2 separate regions of the Homo sapiens genome follow, and region 2 is linked to region 1. A link is a loop called in an ENCODE intact Hi-C map of the cell type or tissue named here. Cell type or tissue: endothelial cell of umbilical vein. All regions are shown on one strand. Each heading gives the region's core, and the rest is flanking DNA. Links, peaks and the distances in the headings are about the cores only.

Region 1 (8,331 bases), core at 234-8,233:
TGCAAAGGTAGGGGACCCATAAAGCATTTTGGACGTCTGCTGGCAGCAGCTGGCTGAAGGCAAGACCTGTCAGGGACCAGCACTCAGCTTTGATTTAGCGTCAGAGTAGAGGTTTAAAAGAAAAAGGAGGAGGAGGAAGATTCCATTGGGTTGAGCGAAAATACTTGCTCTAAGTGGTTGGGCCATGAGTGTATCTGTCAACCTGGAACAAGAAGAGAACTACTATTTAGATAACTATTTGCTGCACCTCCCAAATGTCTGGGGCTTTACCTGGCTTGCCTCCTTGTGTCCCCCAACCCAGCCACTTAAGAATAGGTATTATTATTTTTATTTCCATTTCAGAGATGAAGGAGTGAAGGCTCAGAGGGGGAAGGTGACTTGCCCAGGGCTACACAGTGAGGAATGGTCAGAGCTGGGATGAGGACTTGGCACTGAATCCAGTGCTTATGCCAGCCAATAAGTAGACCCCTGCCTGACACAGGCTATGGGAATAAAATTTGTCTGAAGATGCACTGGGAGGCAGTGGAAGCTGATGGTTAGCTCAGGGCCTCTGGCATCAGAGTTTCTGCTTTATTTCCCAGCCATCCAGTTTTCACTAGCTGTAGGGCTAGTGAAGCGATGTACAGTCTCTGGGACTCAGTTTCCTTATCTGTAAAATGGGGACACAAGTAGTACATTCTTCCCTGGATTGATCTAAAAATTGAATGGCATCAAGGCTTTAGAGAAACTAATTGAGTCCATAAATATTCCATCAACTCTAGGGGGTTTGATAACTCACAGGAGGCTCTTGGAGGCAGAAAATATATGAGCTTTCAATGGTGGAAGCCCAGCTGTTGCATAGGTCAGATGTAAGAGACCAGTCGAATCTGGTTGCAGAATTCCATGCCCTCTTTAGCAACCTCCTTAAGGAGCCTCCTCCTCCCAAGATTGCTTAGAGGAAATTACAAGTCACTGCCCAGAGCGTGGTAGCAGACATCTTCCGCAGGGTCACGCTGTCACCACATAGCGTGATGGTTCTGTGCTAAGCACTTTACATACTTTATCCTACAGGGTCTTAACTACAACCCCTGAGTGAGATCTCTTAGCTTTGCCATTTTATGGGTGAGCAAGTAGAGGTCAGAGAGGCAAGATCCTTTGTTCAAATTACAACAGCTGGCAAGCAATGGAGGCCAGGATGGAGCTCAGGAGCCCAACGGTCCATCCACCATCACCTGAGCTAAGAAATGTGAATTTTTTTCCTACAAATACCCGAGGAAGGTACCGAAGACAGCTTCGTTGCCCTGGGCAGATGGTCACCGCTTGGCCCTGCCTGGTCACAGCTAGTCAGCTAGACTGGATGCTTCTTTGTTTTTCTACAGGACATTCATGTCTCAAGGGACACCAAATCTAGAGACTCCACACTCCACAAAACCTCCAGCCTAGTCCCCCAAATTCAACCACAGCCTCGTTCAAAATAGCCTGTCTCTGGAACACACTGTCCAGCTGCTCCAGACCTTGCAATATTCAGGAAGTCATCTATACCTTAAATAATAATAATAATAGAAAAGTAATAAAGAATGAAATCAAGTGACTTTACCCTGGATACCAGGCCACGTTAGCTCATGGCCCGGTTTTCTGGGTCAGGGACAGGGGTTGTGTGTGATACTCTTATGCAAGGCATTTGGCGGCAGAGAAACTCTAGTTCCTAAAGATTATTATTTTAACTAACCCAGTGTTGACGTGTCCAAAGGCAGCGGGAGGCTCTGAAGGGTTTTCCAAGAAAGCGTGTGTTTCTTGGGGTTATTTTTTCAGACTCAAGTTCAGGGAGGGGGCTGTTTTGCTCAACTCATGTTTCTGGAAAAACAGGCACTTGGAAAGAGTTGGCCAAGGCAGGCAGGATGTGGAATGGAGAGCTGTGGGCCTGCGGGGAGGGGACGGAGGAGGCAGCCGGGAGAAGGGCCGGCACCCTTTGCTCAGTCTCTTCTTGAGCTGGACCTTGGGAGCCTGGCCATCCCCGACCAAAGGAAGAGGCTGCTAGAAGATGAAAGCTGATTGCAGTCTCTGTGGCCTCACTCTTGAGAAATATGCTTCAATCACTTGGCCTTTCCCTGGAGCAGGGATGACGACAGAGGAGAGGTGGACAGACACCATCTTGGTTGGCTTTTAGGCCAACCAAGCCAAGGGTTGCTTCTCATGGAGTGCTGTCTAGATATCGCTGACTCATTGTGTGCCTCGGTTTCCCCTCTGGGCTCAAGAGCTTTGAGCATGCTTTGTGTAACCCAGTCCCTGCTTGTCCCTGCAGGTTCATTCCACGTCACTCTCTTCTTCACGGGCTGGGGTCCAACCCCACTCACCATCCCTCGGACCCCAGAAGGCCCACGGTCCTGCCAGCCTTGAGGCCTTCCCTTCTGCCTGGAACCCTTCTCTTTGCTCCTAACCTACCTCTGTCGTCTTCCTGGCACCACTTGAATATCACCTCCTCGGGAAGCCTTCCCTGATCTCCCAAACTGAGCCAGGGCCTCCCTTGTTCTAGCATTCTGTATTTCCTTGGAGCACATTTCATAATTTAATTCTATAATTCCTTTTCCAGTGTCTACCTCTCTCACTGACTCTGAGGCCCATGAGGAGAGAAACCACGTCCTTCTCATTTACTGTGGTTTCCTTGGCTTCTCGCCTGACATACAAAAGGTGCTCAGTGAGCGAATGGAAACACCTCCCAAGCAGGGCTCACAGCCGTGGGTGTCCCAACCCAAGTGCAAAGGCAGAGCTCAGATTTGTCCTGCTGGACCCCAGGACACCAGGCAGGTACCAGACAGGTGATGGACAGATGGAGATGAGTTCTTCTACACCTTCTTAAGATTATGCAGAAAGCCACACTCTAGGGATAAATATATCCCACCCACCTTCATTATATGGTGATCACCAGTCAAAAGAGGTCATGTGCCTCAAAAGAAAGGTCTTTATTTGGTCTGTGAAGACCAGTCATTCCATCCCAAGGACTCCCTTCTTCCTCAAGGTTCCTTTATTCCCTCGTGTTCCCTGGCTTCCTTTCAGAATCCAATGGGGACAGAGACTTCGACAGACTCCCCACAGGGTCTCATGAGGAGACTCCTGTGTGTTCTCACTTCTCCCCTGCTCCTGGAGCCATTGCTCCCCTGAGACCCACAACTCTTTCAAGCTCAGAGGTGAGTCATCCATGCATCACGTGTCTTGGTGAATGTCAAGTGTCTCCTGCTTTAGAGCCTTGAGCCCTGGACTTTGTTTTATGGGGTTTGGCTGTCTGGGGCCGCCGACGATTTCATCCATCAACTCAGGATCGCTCCAACACTAATGCTGAATTTATAGAAGTGGTTAAACAAAGTGTTGACAATAGGGACCGCGTGTTTCTGATTAACACTGCAATTCCAAGGGAAGCTGCCAAGTGTGGGGAAGTCAGTAAAACACAGCAGCGATTTCCCAGGCTCAGTGAGTTGGGGATTTGACATCACGGGATTAACAGATGTTGCGCAAGGAACTTGCAAAGCATTGGGAGGCATTGCTCGACAGAACAGCACAGGCTTATATACAAACCGGAGTTGTTCCTTCCTGTCTTTCTTCCTTTTGCTTTTTTTTTTTTTTTCCTGAGAGATTAAATCTGAATCCTCTTTCAGCCTTAAGAGTTTCCATCAGGAATTGCTGTCAGCTTCAGCAATGCTCCCAGAATCCTGTCCTTACTCCTTTCTGAGAGTGAACAGTAACACTGGCTAACATTTATCAAAAACTTACTGGGGTACCAGATACTTCTACAAATCATCTCCTGTCATCTGCACGGGGAAGCAGGGACTGTGATGATCTACACTTTAAAGCTAATGTTTTAGTCTGAAACGGTCGAAGACTCACAAGAAGTTGCAAAATCAGGACAAAGGGTTCTCAGGTTCCCTTCCCCCAGCATCCTCCGATGATAATATCCTATATGACCATAGTACATTGTCAAAGCCAGGAAATCAGCTTTGGTCCAATGCCACACATCTTATGCAGCTTGTATCCAGTGTGTACATGCATTTAGAAAAATAGTCCTATGATATTTTAGCACATGTTTAGGTTAGAGCAACCACCACCGCATGAGAATACAGAATTTTTCTCTCCCCTCGATAAAATTCCCTTGGGTTACCCTATCATAAACTTACGCTTTCTTCCGCCCTAAGCTCTGGAAGTCATTGAGCTGTTCCCCATCACTATAAGTTAGTCACTTTAAGAATGTCATATAAATGGAACTATACAGTATACAGCCTCTGAGGTTGACTTTTTTCACTCAGCACAATGCCCTTGAGATCCGTCCATGTGGCTAGAGGTATCAACGATTCATTTCTTCTTGCTGCTGGTCAGTATTCCTTTGTATAGATGTACCGTGCTTTATCTATCCACCTGTCGAAGGACATCTGGTGGTTTTCAGTTTGTGACTATTGTGGATAAAGTGCTACGAACATGCATGTAAAGGTTTTTCTGTGATGATCTGCACCCAGCAGATGAGGAGATGGAGGCAAGAGAGGGGAAGTGACTTGCCCAAGCTCTCATAGCCAGCACTTGTAATGAAGATTTGAACCCAGGTAGTCACTCCAGAGGCTTCATGCTTAACCACCTCCAAGACTGAAAATCTTGTAGGTAAGAATAATCAACCCTAAAAGATTAGTTAACACACCAGAAAGATGTGCTGTGTTTATCAGTGGATCCATTTTCTCACAAGAGTACGCCACATGCCCCTTGCAAAGACAGTTTAAGCATCAAAATCTGGAGTCAAAGTCTGGCCCTCGGCTTGGTATGTAGGGATCTTCCCAATCCAGCCTCTACTGGTCTTCAGTTCTCACCTCTTGCCATCCTTCTCTGGCTGAGCAGAATGCTGTTTGCTATTTCCCCTCAAACAGCCCCTGAGATTCCAGCCTCCTTGATTCTGCTCACACCATCCGTTTGCCCAAAATACCCCTCTCTCTATGTCCACAAACTCTCTTCTGTTAGTAGGTGCCTCTGTGGAAAGACTGGTCCATCCTCATCCCACTCCTCTGGAAGGTCTTGGCTCCCATGAATATTTATCTATTTCCATAAACACAAATATATCCATTAAGCAAAGCTTCTCAAGGGCCGAGGATGTGGAAGGCACTGAGCTGAAGCTTGGGAAGCAGAAATAAATAATCTATAGTCTGTGAGCTCAACTGTCAAGTTCCTCAGTCTGCAGACATAGAAAGACATACCGCATGGAGAGATGAATGGAGGGCAATGGAGGGGGAAAAGTGCTAGGCTTGGAAGGTTGGAGCCCCAGATTCAAGTCCCGGATGGCTCCTATCTGGTGGCGGAACCTCCCTGGACTTGTTTCCCACCCTCTGCTCTGTCTTTCTTACAGAGGGGCTATGAACAGGCATGGAGTTAATTCATGATGCAAACATACTTTCTCCCTGGGCTGGGCATCTGCAGTGAGGAGCTGGCCTCCTTCACTCGCCTGGGACAACCAGACCCAAGATCCCAGAGTCATCAAAAGCCAGTGCCATTGCAGCTGGCTGCATGGGAATCCGGGTGCTTCTTTGTCTGCAGGATGCATATCAGAGGACAGCGTCGGGTTGGAACAAGGGGAGTGAGAGAACAGAGGGCCCACAGGGAGGGACTGACCTTAAATGCGGCAGCTCCCTTCCGCCTTAGACCCAGAAACAGCCCCATCAGCCCCACACTCCCACCTGCAGCTCATCTTCCTCCAGGAACCTTTCATGCTTGTTCTGCATTTGATTTCCTCCCTCCAATGGCCTCCTGCTCCCCATAAAATTCAATCTCCTTTTGTTTTCAATTCAATTAAGGGCCAGTAATTCCACCCACAAGGCCACACATTGAAAGTGCAGTCAATAACCCGGCTGTGGTCAAAGGCAGACTGGCCTGAAGGGAGAGACTCACACAAGTCTCTTGAGTCCCAGCTGAGGAGTATTGGATGGGGCCTTGGGGAGAGAAAAGAGCCCCGATGGGAGTTAGTCTCGACTTCTAGGCTTGGCCGTGGCACCTACTCACCCATGACCTTGGGCAAGAGCTGGCCTCCCTGAGCTCAGTTTTCCCATTTGTTAAATGGGACCAAGAAAGTACTGTTTGTACTTTCTGCCCTGTTCTGACAGAGCTTGTAGCCCCATTCTGCCACTCACCCAAATATCATGGGTGTTATTTCAATACTAATTTAACGACTGATTACAAATATACCACACCCAGGAAGCCTGCTTGCAGGAACTTGTCCTCTAAAATATTTGTGCATTAGTTGGGTGTGGTGATATGCACCTATAGTCTCAGCTACTTGGGAGGATCTCTTGAGCCCAGGGGTTCGAGGCTGCAGTGAGCCATGACTGTGCCATTCACTCCAGCCTGGGTGATAGAGCAATACTCCAAGAAAAACAGAGAAAGAAAGAAAAGAAGGAAAGAAAGAAAGAAGGAAAGAAAGAAAGAAAGAAAGAAAGAAAGAAAGAAAGAAAGAAAGAAAGAAAGAAAGAAAGAAAGAGAAAATGAAAGAAAGAAAGAAAGAGGATCTTTGTGCAGATGTGCAAAGGTATTGATTTAAGGATGTCCATCATTTTGGGGGGATTTAGTACATTTTCTACTGCCATACTTTGGAATACCTTTCAGCTGTGAACAAGAATGGGAGTAGATTTACATGTACTGTTATGAAATGGCCAAAATATGTTATTAGGAGAAAGTTGCAGAAATTATATGTTTATATATAATATATATGCACATATGTAATATATACATATAATTTAGAGGAACATATATGAAACATATAGACATATAGATATGTATGTGTGTGTGTGTGTGTTTGAGTCAGAGTTTCACTCTTGTTGCCCAGGCTGGAGTACAATGGCACGATCTTGGCTCACTGCAAACTCTGCCTCCAGGGTTCAAGCGATTCTCCTGCCTCAGTCTCCCAAATAGCTGGGATTACAGGTGCCTGCCACCACGCCCAGCTAATTTTTTCTATTTTTAGTAGAGATGAGTTTTCACTATGTTGGCCAGGCTGGTCTCGAACTCCTGACCTCAGGCCATCCACCCGCCTTGGCCTCCCAGAGTGCTGGGATTACAGGCGTAAGCCACCGTACCTGGCCCTATGTTTCTTTAAGAAACAAACCAACATTACAAACAGTATATACATTGAAACAGCAAAATTGATACTTATGGGTGATGCCTGAAGCACATCCCATTTTTAAATAATAGGGTTTGGAGTGGGGAGAGGGGAGTTAAGCACTTTCAAGTTTTCCAAAGAGCATAAATTACTTTTATAATTAAAACATATATAAACCTATAAAATGAAATGAATCCCTACTTGTGGTTGAGAATCTGAGCCTTGCATTAAGGTAAAAAAAAAAAAAAAAAAAAAGAATATTTAATTCCCACAACTCAGCGATAACCACTGTTGACATTTTAATGTATTTCCTCACGGTCTTTTTCCTTATTCACGAACACGTATATTTTTATAATAAAGTTAGAATTACGCTTCATAGAAAATTTTGTAGCCTGTTCTTTCACTTAACGTTTTCACATAAGGGTTTTCCCAGATCATTAACATTTACCCTGTAATCATGCTAGGAGGCCCTGTGATGGTACGGCCCCCTGTATTTTCTCTAATCCCATGCATGTCCGAATTACCCATCCATTGCTTTGATTGGCTGGCTGCTCCCCCAGGGCAGGGACACAGCCATCCTATTCTTTGCTGTATTAACAGACCTTGCTCAGTTTCTTATCCTTAAAATGGGATAATAGCAGAGGTCCTCTCACAGGTCCTCCTAAGGATGAAAGGAGATGAAATACATAGCACATGGTTGTGGGTCAATAAATATTTGCTCAATAAGTAAATAAACAGAAGGGAGAATAAGTGAAAGTAAATATTTTTAAATAGGTGCAAACAGTGGCTGATGGGAAACCCTCTATGTCAAAGTCATGGGCTGTCTCTGTTTTCTTACCCTTAGGGATCACAGTGGTAAACGTCCTGGCATGACACATCTGTATGTAGGCTAGGCTCTGTGTCTTCTTCAAAACCTTTCAATTCTTTCCTGATGCTCTGAGTCACTCCAGGGTGGGAAATCAGGCCCTCACCAGAGCCTGGCTTTGAAAGCAGCCAAAACAAATTGTTGCGCTGGTCCCTGGAGGGGAGTGTCATTTCATCCACATAAGTGGCTTTTGACTGAAGCCAGGGAGTCAGTCACACAGCTTGGGAAAGACAGTATTTCCCAAGACAGCCTGTTGTGCAGGAGAGCCCGGGGGAGTGGCTGCGGGTGAGTTCCCAGGTGGGATCCATCCTTCGAGCCCCAGATTCCTTGACTCCCATAGTTGGGTAGACTGTAGTCAATATCTAATACA
Region 2 (8,331 bases), core at 59-8,058, 77 kb after region 1:
AGAGGCTGGAGAAACAGGCAAGGATGGGGGCCAAATGGGCCTTTTTGTTATAAAGGACCTCACCACCCCTGTCCTCTGTGACAGCATCTCAGTCCCCAGCCCCATCTTGTCTCAGCCAGGTTGATCTAGCTTAGACAGCAGTCTGCAGCTTCCCAAACTTAGAGCATTCTGCCTGAGAATGCTAGGAGAAACTCTGTCTTGTTCATTAATTCACTAGAAAACTAATTATTGATCGCCTGCTGTATGCAAAGCACTGAGTATGCAGCACAGAACAAGACACTCTAGAAGCCAAGCTGGGAGTCAGAAACACAGGCTTCAAATCCTCCCTCCACCTTGAACCTCTGCAAACTCACCTTTCCAGGTCTTCGTTTCTTCTCCTGTAAAATGGAGATCTTCTTCACCTCCACATCACAGCGTTGGTGGGAGGATGCAGTGAGATGTACATGAAGCAGCTGCTGCAGTCAGCTCCTGGGCCCTGACGGGGGTTCATTACCCAGGAAAAGCATGGAACATGGGAACTGGTGGGTGAGGAGAGAGAGCTGCCGGTCTCAGTCAGTGGCTCTTAACTCGGGTTGATTTTGTCCCCAGGGGACATTTGAAAATCTTTTTGCCTTACATAATTTGAGACGGGGGATGCTATCGCCATCTAATAGGTAGAGGCCGGGGATGCTGCTCAACATCCTACAATGTACAGGACAGCCTCACGCCCCGCTCCCGAGAATCATCTGCCCCTATGTGTCATTAGTGCTGAGGTGGAGAAGTCCTGGGCTATGTGGACACTGCCTGTACCAGGCTGCAGAGAGGGGCCTCGGTCCTAAGCTCAGCCTGCCTGTGCAGACAGCACCCCACCCCCTAGCTGCCTGGGACACCGAGGGGCTGAGCCTGCACCCGCCCCTGCCTGGCCAGATGGCTCCTTTGTCCTGGGCAAGGGGCGGAGGTGCCTTTATCTCCAAACAGACGCCCCACCCTAAAGTACCATCCCTGGGTGTTTATTTTCCAAGCTGGCCCCGGCCCTGCCAGGAGTTGTGGGCTCCCAGCACCGACCACTCTGCTCTCAGCTGGCGTGCACCTACCCATCACTGCGCTGTGACCGCAGCCGTATCCCGCTTGATTCCCTCCTCTGTCTCTCTCATCGGCTACAGCAGCTGAGCCAGCAGGAATTGTTCCACCCAGCTGCTGAGAAGCAGCCAGCAGCAGCAATGTGGGCCATCCCTGGCTTCCCAGCAAAGGCTCTCAGGGGCTGAGGGCCTATGGAAGTCATCTGAGTAGGAAGAGAGCACCTGGCTCTGCCAGGCCAGGAGGCTCCCAGATTGAGACTTGTCCTGTCTGAGTTGACTGAGTACTTCTCAGCTTCTGCCAGCCACTGAGCCTCACGAGAGAATCTGGGTACCTGTCTAGCTCACCTCCCACCTAAAGAGGAAGGGCCCTTTAGGATTTCTCTCAAAGCGGGAACCTCCATGTCTGGTCTATTTCCTGCCCCCTGAACATAGCTAGGGGCACACAGCAGGTCTCAGAATTGGTGTACAACATCCTTTCTCCGGAGTTTCCGGAATCCAGGCTTATCTGGGGTGCCCTACTAAGGCAGGGCACTGAGGAGACTACCTGGAGCAGAGCCCAGCGCATAGTAGGTCTCCAGTCAACACTTACTCGTGAATGAAGGAATGCACACACGCATGTAAGGAGACTTATTTTTACCCAGCTTTGCATCGGATTTGCTGTGGGACTTTGAGCAAGTAGCTTTCCATCTCAGGCTTCAATGTACCAGTCCGCGCAATGGAGCTCATTCTTTCCTGTTGAGCAAATTCTGAAGACAAGGCAAAGGTTTTTGACGTTGGGTGGGGGAGGGGTCTGTCACTGAGACAGACCCCTGTGAAATAAATCACAACACCATGTTTGCACTGCACATCTTCATCTACAGTGTGACAGTTAACTTCAACCTCAGAAAGGCTGACCTTAAGCTAGTTGCATCACCTGTATTTGTTAACTGTTGCTGTGTAACAAATTATCCCAACATTTTGCGTCTTAAAACAACCTGCCTTCATTATCCCACAGTTTCTCAGGGCCAAGATTCTGTGAGTGGCTTAGCCGAGTGGTTCTGGCTCAGTGTCTCTCATGAAGTTGTCGGCAAGCTTCTGGCTGAGGCTGTGGTCTCTGAAAATGTGATGGAGGCTGAAGGACCCAAGCTCATTCAAGCGGCTGTTGGCTGGAGGCTTCAGTTCCTCCCCATGTAGGCTTGTCCACAGAGCTACTCATAGCACAGCTTTCCCCAGAGTGGGTGGTTCATGAGAGAGGCAGGAGAGGGAAAGCATGATGGAGGCTACAGTCTTTTTATAACCTAACCTTGGAGGTGGCATGCCATTACAGCCATCATACTCCAGTGGCCACACAGCCTGGGAAGATGTGAACACCGGGAGGTGGGTGTCTTATTGAGCCATCTGGGAAGCTGGTGGCCATATGGTTCAATCTAGAGTTTGTGTCAAGCCATAGAGAGCAGAAGGCAGAGGAGAGAGGGCAAAGTCTTTTCACCAATATCAGGATAGGTCTGAAAAAGGGGAAGGAGATGGCATTTTTCTTTTTCTTTTTCTTTTTCTTTTTTTTTGTACATGCCGTATGTCAAGCACCATCCCAGGCTATTTTTGTGCATTATTTTATTTTCCCCTCACAGCTAACCCAGTAAAATCACTGCCATTTTTCAGATGAGGAAACAGAGATCACACCCACAACTGGTAAGAGATGGAGGTGGGTTTTGAACCTGAAAGTGACTGGGACCACCTTTCCAACTCTGGAGCTGACCACCCTACCCCCTGCTGTGGGAAAATTGCTGGAAGAGCAGGACAGTGGGTCCGGGTTTCTGTTTGTTATTCTAGAACAACAGAAAAGTCAAGAATCTTCCAACAAGGGTGCTGGAAAACCCTTTGGGAAGGAATGCCAGTGATTCCTTTGTAAAGTGCTTTCCCACCCATTGTGTCTTGGAGAAGTATCCTTGTTCCGAGGTTGCAGGTGGGAAAACTGAGGATAGGGTTGAAGCAGTGGAAGGGGATGGCATTTTTCTTCTTTTGAGTACCTGCCATATGTCAAAACTGAGATTGACATCCCCAGGATCTCCCAGTTCTAAGTACACCTTCTGCCCCCAACCTACCCAGGCTCCCTCCTGATGCCTAGTTCATATCTATGTTCCCCTACAGGCGTGTCTATCTAGGACTTATGTGCTCAGTAGAACAGCCCCACAGATTAACCTTGACCCTGGACCCATGACTCAAGGCATACCTTAAATTCCTCCAGACATTCCCAGAAATAAATCCAGTTATTTGACTGTGTGTGTGTGTGTCACAGGGGACCTCTCCCAATGTCTAAGATGGGCTTAAGCCAGGATTCTATTTATTCTATTTGAGCATCTGCTGAGACGATTTTGTTAGATGCCTACATGACTGAGGACTTAAAAACCGAGAAGAGAGGCTGGGTACAGAGGGTGAGGGAGGATTTTCCCATTGGAGGTCCCTTCACTATCTCTTTTGAGAAGTCTTAATCCCTTAATCACTTTTATTAATCTCATAACAATCTTTCCAACATCAGTTACATCCTTCTTATCTTGGTTAAGCATTTTGGTGAACTCAGAGCTTCTTGTCACTTAGGGACTTTTTCCTTCTGCTTAAGGCATCTGCTCTTACACAGTGTCTCTCCCTCCCTCCCCCTTCCCTTCTCTTTCTCCCTCTCCCCCTTCTTCTCACTCTCTTTTCTATCTCATTCTCTTTCTTCTCTCTCTTTCCCTCTCTTTTCTCTCTTCCTCTCTTCTTTCTCTCCCCTCTCTTCTCTCTCTCTCTCTTTTTCTCCCTCCTTTCCTTTTTCCAACTATACTGTTACAATCCAACAACTCTTGAATTTCAGAGCCAGCAGTAACTTTCTAGACCAGCCAGCATACATTTCTCATTTTACAGCTGGAAAAGCCAGGACTCCCTGAATTTAATTAACTCATTCAAGGCCTCACTGCAGCTACAAGCGAGTCCATGAACGCCCGCTGGAAACAATGAAGCCCCTTGTAAGTGCGAGCACTTAACCCTAACCCACACCATCTCTGTTGACCCTCACAAATGCCTCAGAGGTGGATTCTACCATTGGACTCATTTTAGAGCAGAGGAAACTGAGGCAGAGCAGGGGAAGTCACTCACCCCCACACAGCTCAGCACAGGCACAGCCCAGAGATTGGAGCCCGGGCATTCTGACTTTGGGGCCCAAGCTCCCAATAGCAAGTCCTCTCCACAATGCCTAGGTATCTTTCCCCGCAGAGGCAGTGAGCTGATGCACAAATGGCGGTGAAACAGGCCCCATTACCAAATGAACTGAAGGTGTTGAGGGCTCATGATGGGGTCATTGCCCCACTCTCTGGTTGGAAACTCCAAAACCCCTGCATGGGGTTCCCCCAGCCCAGTTCAGGGTCTTTCTATCTACCAGACCCTGTGACTGTGACTTCTTTTACCTACCCAAAGCTCAGCCCTTCCACAGGGTGCAATGGGACAAGTCAGACATCAGAAAGCTGGGTGGGTCCCAGGCCTGACCACACCTCTTACTCACTGTAGCTGACTCATTCCTCTCCGGGTGTTACTTCCCTTATTTCTCAACTGAAAACATGTATCTTCAAATATCCATCAGCTGCAGCGGCCTTTTGGAAATAAAATACCATGTGGAAAGCCAATAGGAAAAGCCCATTAAAGAAAGCTGGGCTGGAAGTGGGCATTCTATGGGGAGGTGCGGGGAATGCCCACATTCCCATCTTCCCATCCCCTTCCAGGGACCCAGGACACAGTCGGAGCCTGGAGACACAGGTTTGAAGCTATAGACAAGATATATCTGTGTGTTCCATGGCTGATATTTTGTGAGCTTATAGACACCCCCGATCCTCCTCCAAACCTAGGGTGGGAAGAAGGCTGTTCCCGAGGGCGTTGCTCTCCAAACGATTCCAGAATCAGCAGACTCACAGACATGAACCCCTGAGGCATGCTCTTGCCCCATCCCCTCTGCCCTCCCTGGTGACTGCATACCTCCCCCTTCACCTCTGTTCTCTCCTGCTCGCCTCTTTTCCTCTTTGTCTGCCTGACAAGAAGCTGGTGAGGGCGAAGATGGAAAACCAACTGCCGAACTTAGAAAATAAAAACACCCCAGCCGGCTTTATTAATCTCCTGAAATATGCTCTCCAATTGCTGCCAAGCCGAAAGGGCTTGTGTTTTCCCCTAGAACATCGTAAAAAAGTAGAAATGTTTACAAGGATGACTGGAAAATAGTGCAGTAGATCTTTCTGGTAATGTACAAGGTGATGCAGTAATTGCTATGGAAACTAGTCATTATAATTCAATAAAAAGGGAGAAAAAAGTTAAGTTCATTGGGTTACCTATGACTCTATCGTCACATTCTTTACATATATTAGCATAAAATCAGTCCCACTTTTATTCGCAGGGTTTTCACTGGCTCTGCCTTCACAAAAATGTTTGTACGGTTCGGCACAGATGAAGCCCTAAAGGAGACAAGAAAGCTCACTTTGCAAGAAATCTCTCTATATTTATTTTTCCTGGGCGAACTATTTGATGTTTCGGCACAAATGTGCATGCAGGGTCCAAAAGAGAACGTAGCTTGTGCGTGAGGATTGCTGCCCCGTGCATTAGAGGAAGAGCTTTACTGCTCTTAGGGCCCCTGGGATGTGACAGGAAGGGAAGTCTTCTTGCAGGAGAGATGCAACTTGCTGAAACAAAAAGAAAGATGCAAAGTCACTTGACTTATTGCACGTCTGAGGGCTGAGCAGCTTGGGGACACCATCAGAGGGACTAGCCCCCGCGATGCCTTGGGTTGCCACCCTCACGAACACCCCCACCCGCCTGCCAGGTTGTGCAGCCGCACCCAGGCATTTCATACTAAGTACATCATACACAACTTGGGAAGTAGATCTGGACCCAAGGCGATTGTGATACCAGAAGTGGAAATAACCCCGTGGGTGAGGCAGGAAACAATGATTGCTCGAATACCTATTTCTGGCAAAGGGAGATAAAGGAGTGATTCTAAGTGGCTGGTGCACGTGCATGTGTGCTGGGGGATGAAGAGGATTAAGATGAAAAACATCATCCCTGTCCACCAGAAAGCTTGCAAATCTCGATGTAATTAAGAGCCCAGAGCCAGCAGACCAGGGTGAGAAGGCAGGTGGGTGTTCGTCTGGCTCTAGACATGTCACTTGGATGAGGTGAGCTGGTTCACCTCTCCAAGCCTCCCTAATTGTGCAGGTCATTACACTATTGTCTCCTAGTTCCAAACTCACCCTTTTATACTCTGCCTTCCGGTACCCGGGCTAGGATTCTGTGCCCTGTATTGCCGCTGGGCCTGCTGGGCCTCTGTAAGCCTCTGCCCATAGCAGGTGCTAGAGGTAACCCTGAGGCAGATGTCAGGAAAAGGGACATGCTTGTCCCTCTTTGCTTGCAGTTTCTTTTTTTCTTTCCTTCCTTCCTTCCTTCCTTCCTTCCTTCCCTCCCTCCCTCCTTCTCTTCTTCCCTCCTTCCCTCCTTCCTTCCTTCCTTCCCTTCTTTCTTTCTTTTTTTCTTTCTTTCTTTCTCTCTCTCTCTTTCTCTTTCTTTCATTTTTCTGTTTTCTTTGTTGTTGTTTTTAGAGACAAGGTCTCACTCTTTTGCCCAGACTGGAGTGCAGTGGTGCTGTTATAGCTCACTGCAGCCTCGAACTCTGGAGCTTAAGCCATTCTCCTGCTTCCATCTGCTGAGCAGCTGGGACCACAGGTGCATGCCACCACGCCTGGTGTTTTTATTTTCTTAGAGATGGGTCTCACTATGTTGCTCAGGCTGGTCTCAAACACCTGGTCTCAAGCAATTTTTCCTCCTTGGCTTCCCGAAGTGCAGGATTGCACACCTCAGCCATCACACCTGGCCTGCCTGCAGGTTCTGTCAGCATGACGGAAGCAGTGGCTCATCATCCCAGCCATGACAGTCGGTTCCTGGGCAGTTTTTTTTTCACTATGACAAGTGGCCTTGCATATCAACTCTTCAGAAGTCAGTGCCCAAGCTCTGCATGGCCCCTCATCTGGGCTCTTGAGTGCCAGCGGAGTTCTGGTTCTTCCTTCAGGCTTTTTTCCCCCAACTTCTCCCTTTGCTCTTTCATCCCAAGAAAGGCAGCTGCTCCCCACAGTTACTGTCTCTGCTTCCCCCTCATCTCTTCTTTGTGCTTTTCCAGTTTGTCAACACCAGGTCCCTATATTAAACTCACCCTATTAGAATACCTGGCATGGTTTCTGTTTTGTAATTGTGGTCTTTGCCATTGAAAGTAAGGGCAAAGACCACGATTACTTGTGCACCAACCTAATTCTTTGGGTCTCACCTCTTCTAATCCAGCCTCCATCTAGTGTCTGGAACAATCTTTCTGATTACAGTTTGATCAGATCACTGCCTGGAAGGGGTAAATTCCTAGGCTCTTGGCTGTCAGAGCCTCTCTCCCACCCACAGCAGACATCCTCTGTCCATCATATTTATCTTGAGCATGGACACACCCTCAGCATCCTTCTTAACACAATGCCTCAGGACAGAACTATTCGTGCTCCGAGTTGACAGGTGATATGAAGCCTATTGTCCAACCTTTCCCCGGAGGGTAAGTCCTATCTCTGAGCTATGACCCATGAGAACTATTTGGTTATTTATCTCATGTTTATTTAGTGTTTATTATATATCAGGCATTCTACTGCCTTGCCATGTAGAATCTTCCGAGAGAAACCCATCTAGTTAATGCAGTCTCCCACATGGGTAGCTTTATATTTGTTTTTGTCCAAAAGAGCCCACCTTGCATACTTGGATCCACGGTAATACCTAGAGGAATTCTTCAACGGAAACTTAATGAAGTCAACACGAAAGAATTCTTTGAGAATGACTGAATCCCCTCTCTGGAAGAACTCTACTGATAATTTCAGCATAATTATACATAACAGACTCCAAGTGGCACACGGTAGACCTCTAATATGATTGCTAATTATGTCCACATTAAGTCATTGATAGAAATCCTTATCTGCATGTGGCTGTGAGTCACAGGCTCTATTCTGTGACAAATTGAAGTCTTTTCTCCACATTCTGCTGTTCTTTTTTGATGTCTTCCACAGTGGTCTTGAGTTTGTCCTCTGCCAGCACCCCTCCAAGGGACACACTGCAGGATGTAAGTGAGGGCAATGAGTAGATACAGTAAAATAACAGGAAATAGGGCCGGGCGCGGTGGCTCACGCCTGCAATCCCAGCAGTTTGGGAGGCCAAAGTGGGAGGATTGCCTGAGCTCAGGAGTTCACAACCAGCCTGGGCAACATGA

Evidence for each region. Hi-C counts contacts between places; a loop is a spot of excess contacts. Peaks named below come from ENCODE experiments on the same cell type or tissue, not always from the same donor. Only the 100,000 strongest peaks of a DNase experiment are listed, where the experiment ranks them.
Region 2: a loop joins it to region 1, with 4 times the contacts of the local background. A loop is called at or near these places in 2 of 110 quality-filtered maps.

The regions. Positions count from the first base shown.
Region 1 is chr22:27,207,846-27,216,176 of GRCh38, reverse strand. No RefSeq gene overlaps it. Among named protein-coding and RNA genes, the nearest start is that of LINC01638, 13 kb to the left of the region's middle. In endothelial cell of umbilical vein, for the core only: no CTCF peak of the experiment used is centred there; a DNase peak (open chromatin) is centred at 3,416; H3K27ac peaks cover 1,193 bases.
Region 2 is chr22:27,130,788-27,139,118 of GRCh38, reverse strand. LOC107985534 (a long non-coding RNA gene) reads right to left here and starts at 919. Exons shown (of 3, transcript XR_001755607.2): 1 at 354-919. RefSeq lists enhancers at 4,418-4,712, 3,839-5,038, 4,058-5,123. In endothelial cell of umbilical vein, for the core only: no CTCF peak of the experiment used is centred there; DNase peaks (open chromatin) are centred at 4,588 and 7,968; H3K27ac peaks cover 1,726 bases.